Regions from separate parts of the Homo sapiens genome. Here region 1 is linked to region 2. A link is an interaction called in ENCODE POLR2A ChIA-PET data of the cell type or tissue named here. Cell type or tissue: Panc1. All regions are shown on one strand.

The links. ChIA-PET counts read pairs that join two places held together with the same protein. Peaks named below come from ENCODE experiments on the same cell type or tissue, not always from the same donor. Only the 100,000 strongest peaks of a DNase experiment are listed, where the experiment ranks them.
Region 1: POLR2A ChIA-PET joins it to region 2 with 9 read pairs; 4 of 35 experiments call an interaction of 5 or more read pairs at or near these places.

Annotation. Positions count from the first base shown.
Region 1 is chr11:48,133,855-48,136,354 of GRCh38, reverse strand. PTPRJ (protein tyrosine phosphatase receptor type J) reads right to left here. Exons shown (of 25, transcript NM_002843.4): 9 at 59-316. Among named protein-coding and RNA genes, the nearest start is that of MIR3161, 38 kb to the right of the region's middle. In Panc1, no CTCF peak of the experiment used is centred here; no DNase peak of the experiment used is centred here.
Region 2 is chr11:47,714,566-47,717,065 of GRCh38, reverse strand. It overlaps AGBL2 (AGBL carboxypeptidase 2), which reads left to right and starts at 1,697. Exons shown (of 19, transcript NM_024783.4): 1 at 1,697-1,891; 2 at 2,316-2,448. The coding sequence starts at 2,416. FNBP4 (formin binding protein 4) reads left to right here. Exons shown (of 17, transcript NM_015308.5): 17 at 1-572. RefSeq lists an enhancer at 1,960-2,019. In Panc1, no CTCF peak of the experiment used is centred here; a DNase peak (open chromatin) is centred at 1,420; H3K4me3 peaks cover 1,302 bases; H3K27ac peaks cover 1,289 bases.

The DNA.
Region 1 (2,500 bases), 420 kb before region 2:
CTCCTCCAAGAGACAGTTAGAGAGGCTGTTCCTTAGAAGGGCATCCTAAGAGACTTACGTGTGTACTGTGCAGTGGAGTTGGGGTCCCCCCAGACGTGGTCCACTTCTGGAGAGATGGTGATGTTATATAAGGTGCCCGGAATCAGGCCCTGGAGAGTAATCGCTTTGTCATACGTGCTTGTGTGGTTAGAGCCATGCTTGGACTCTATGACTAAATGGTAGACATACTCGGAAGCACCGTCAGGGCTCTTCCAGTCCAGCCACATCTCCGTGGTGGTGACGTAGACCACGTGGATGTCAAACACTGCACTGGGAACTGCTCAGAAGAAAGGAAGGAGAAGGGAAAACTGTTACTATCATGACGCCCAGCTTCCTCTCCAAGTGCTGTCGAGAGGACCTGCTCTTTTGCCATTACGCTTTCTAATGAGTTCACAAAAGGCACACTCCAAAATCGAGCTGAGAAATGCACACACTCAGTGCTCTCAAGAATTTCAGCTCTTCTGTGACGCACATGAACTTCCCAGTTTATCTTACCAGTTCTCCAGTTTTTTGTTGTTGTCTTAAAAATGAGCCCTTAGGCTGGGTGCAATGGCTCATGCCTGTAATCCCAACATTTTGGGAAGCCGAGATGGATCACTTGAGGTCAGAGGTTCGAGACTAGCCTGGCCAACATGGTGAAAACCCATCTCTACTAAAAATACAAAAATTAGTTGGGTGTGGTGGTACACGCCTGTAATCCCAGCTACTCGGGAGGCTGGGGCACAAGAGTCGCTTGAACCCAGAAGGCAGAGGTTGCAGTGAGCCGATATCACACCACTGCACTCCAGCCTGGGCGACAGAATGAGGCTCTGTCTCAAAAAAAAAAAAAAAAAAAAAAAGGCCAGGCGCGGTGGATCACGCCTGTAATCCCAGCACTTTGGGCAGCCAAGGCAGGCGGATCACCTGAAGTCGGGAGTTTGAGACCAGCCTGACCAGCATGGAGAAACCCCGTCTCTATCAAAAAAAGTACAAAATTAGCCGGGCGTGGTGGTGCATGCCTGTAGTCCCAGCTACTTGGGAGGCTGAGGCAGGAGAATCACTTGAACCCGGAAGGCAGAGGTTGCAGTGAGCCAAGATCGCGCCATCGCACTCCAGCCTGGGCAACAAGAGCGAAACTCCATCTCAAAAAAAAAAAAAAAAAAAAAGCCCTTCAAGGGGTCATCTGAAGTGGAAATCACATTCAGTTTTTTTATATGGGTGCTGGTAACAAGATGTGTTCAGTTTGTAAAAGTTCATGAAGCTATGTGCTGAGGATACATCCCTTTTCGGTATGTATATTATATCTCAATAAAGAGGTTTTTTTGTTTTGTTGTGTTTTTTAAATCAGTCACTCAGAAGGAAACATCTTCCCGTGACACAGCCTTACATACCAAAGAGGAAAACTGAAATGGAGAGCTGACCTTTACTAAGTTGCAGCATTTGAGGACGGATGAGGAAGGGAAGAAAACAGGCACACCCTGCACCTTCAGAGCAGAGTCAGAAATGGAATCTCCCACAGGAGCCCATCCTCCGATCATCTCCCGCTGCCCACTCAGCCACCTGCACCAGGGATGCCTACATAGAGGCCCGGAAGTAACCGCGGAGGCTGGGCCTATTTTCTACCGCGGCTTTCAACCCTGTCTCTCTTTACCTGGCAACAAACGTCACCTCCAGGGAGAGGAAATGGGCAGGTAGGGGACAAAAAAGGGAAATGCTTTCACTGCAAACACCTTGTCCAAAAAACAAAAAAAATTGTGCCATGTTTACGTACTATCTACTCCAAAATTAATTTTTTTTTTAATTTTAAGTGGATTCTCCTTACAGAGAAGCCACTGGGAGGAGCCTTTGTTTCCTACCAGCAGATTCCTGATGTCAAAGGGATTCCACAGACAAAAGCCCATGAAAGGCAGCCTTTGTCTATAAACATAAAAACCTAGAAACAACCTAAATATTCAATAACATGGGGAGGGCTGTGGGCACTGTGATCTGGCTGCATGATGAAATACTCTTTAGCCACTAAAAATATGAAGGCCATGCTAACTATAGGGGAAAGTTGTGGTATAGACTGAGTAAAAAGAAATTCAAATACAAAATAAAAGTATTTGTATAATAATTACAGTATACAAGCAAAATGTATGACTGTGGACACAGAGAGAAAAGGAATTCAGTTGGGTTAGAAAAATAGAGATATTTGTTCCTTTTCATTTTTATTGTGGTAAAACATACATACCATAATATTTATCATCTTAACCATTTGTCAGTGTACAATTCGGTATCATCAATATTCACAATGTTGTGTAACTATCACCACTACCTGTACCCAAAACACTGTCATTATCCCCAGCATAAACTGTAGCCATTAAACAATAATGCCCACTCCCTCCTCTGAACAGCCCCTGGTAACCTCTATTCTAATTTCTGTAGAATATTAAGTTGCCTAATCTAGGTACTCATGTAAGTGGAATCATCCAGTATTTGTCCT
Region 2 (2,500 bases):
AAGTGCAATTCAGAAGGCAGCTCTGCATTCTACCTTGCTTGACTGGAATTGTCTGAAGCTTTTTCTGGCCTCTTTTCTCTAGTCGGCCACCCCTGAAGTGCTGAGGTCTAAGTGGTTTACCTCGTGCTGATAGATGGCCACACTCTTTAGAGTAGTTCTCATAAGTTCTAGAACTGGTAGCTCGGTCGTTTCGCACACTAGGTGGCATACAGGCAGCAGCAGGTGTTCATATCCTTGATTTTGAGAATTTCCCCTCAAGTATGTGGCAGTAAATACAACAAGACACTCTATGTATTAATGTCTCCATTGTCTTAACCCTGTTCCAAAACAAAATTCACCTCCTTTCTTTATGTGAATGTATTCTCCATAAAATTCCAGTATTTAAAAAGCAGTTTACTGTTCTGTACTTTCTGTTGTATCACAATCAGGTAAAAGTCACTTTAAACTGAGGAAACGGCAAATTGTGTTTTAAAGCTCTTTGTATTTCTCCAGTTTCTGACCTTGTAAATTTGTATATATGCACTAATAAAGCTTTTTTTATAATCCTGATGGGTTATCCTTTTGCTCGTCAACTCCTGTTATTCTGATTATGTAACCAGGACTTGTTTTTTTTTCTAAGCATATACAATGCAAGGTGCAAACATTTAACAACAGCTTTCAAGAAAATGAGCAGGAGATCTTTAATGGGGAGTGGTGGGGCCAGTTTAGACAAACAGGCTTCTAGTCCCAGATGGTGCTGTGTGATCAAAGTTTTGGGGTCTAATATTATCTATAATATCTAGATTGGTTAATAGCCATATTAGATAATATTTTACCTACTTAATTCCTGGCAATGATGTAATATGGTTAACATTTCAGAAAAAAAGGTGCTTTATAGCTTTTTTCCCCCCACTGATAAAAGTAACAGATACGGTTATATTCATATATAGTTAACCAAAGACACGTGTTTGAATTTTATTGTAGTATATTTATTTTTTTGTTGTTGGTTTTTTGTTTTTTTTTTTTCTGGAGACAGAATTTCGCTCTTGTTGCTCAGGCTGGAGTGCAATGGCACGATCTCGGCTCACCGCAACCTCCGCCTCCCAGGTTCAAGTGATTCTCCTGCCTCAGCCTCCCGAGTAGCTGGGATTACAGGCATGCGCCACCACACCCAGCTAATTTTGTATTTTTAGTAGAGATGGGGTTTTTCCATGTTGGTCAGGCTAGTCTCCAACTCTCGACCTCCCAAAGTTCTGGGATTACAGGCGAGAGCCACCGCGCCTGGCCTGGAGTAAATTTCTATGCATATAATTGATTTTTTTAAACCTAATCAAAATGTGTGATTTGAATTTGTTAGCTCTGTTTCTTAAGATTTGCAGTGTAGAAGGTAATTTTTCCTTTCTAGCTGTGCAGTGGAGAGAATGTTAAGGTGAAAGGAGAGAAGCAGCAGCTCTCTTAGAGCAAATTATGCATAACAGTTATCTAAAGCCAACAGCAAACCAGCTTGGAAGTATGTTGAAGGCTACTGGCATCGTACTCATCAATGCGGTTTCGATTCCGAGGCTGGGGCTGTGATGTATGAGGGGAAGAAAGCCGCTGCCCGCCATACATGTTGCAGACCTTCCCGGGGTCCCCGCTCCCTCCTTGGGGGCGAGGCCTAGCTCCCCGGAAGCGCCCGACCGCCCCGCCCTTTCTCCGCTTCCTGCTTTCGGTTGCTAGACTACCCGGGCCCTCACAGAAGGCGGTGGCGGGCGGGTGCAGCGAGTTTGTCCCCTTGCCCGCACACTGCTTGGCCTCTGTACTTAAGTGCGGTGGCCGCCTGCCTCGCTGGAGCTTCTCTGCCGCAGCCATCCGTGCTGCTTGGGACGGGCCGGGGCGCGAAGGCGGTCGCATCCATCGCTCTGCCCTCCTGGGAAGTTTCTGCTCTCCTTCCCCGCTCCTACCCTTAGGAAACCCCCTCACCACCTGCCCCAGACCAGGTTCCTCTGAACCCTAAATTCAATCTTTAGGGCCCACTTTCCCAACCCCCTGACCTTTTTCCATCGGCACCTACCGAGACGACTTCGTCGCGTGCTCCCATACCCATTTCTTTCACTTTCCTGTGGCGAGCATCTCCTTTCTCAGGGAAAGGGAAGCATGGGGCCAGCACCTTGGGAAGAAGAAGCGGGAAGATACGCTGCCCTCCCTGTCTCAGATGCACCTCTGGCCTCGGCGTGACCACCTTGTTTAGCTGAGGAGAAGCTGGGTTGGCAGGGTTTTCTGAAGTCAAGAGGGAGCTGGGGGGCGCCCGGGGAGGTATTGGCAGTTTTTTCACTTGTCCTCTTGTGGCTTTGTAGCTTCTCTTGTGTAATCAGCTGCCTATTTGGAAATTGGGCAGGGTTTGCGACTGGATGCTAATGTCACTGACTAGTTTTCAGCCTACCATCCAGAAGTAACATGTTCCCAGCTTTGGAAACGCACCTAAAGCAGGTCGGTACACAACACGGAAAGCCACAGAAATTTCTTCGGGGAACTCCATTTC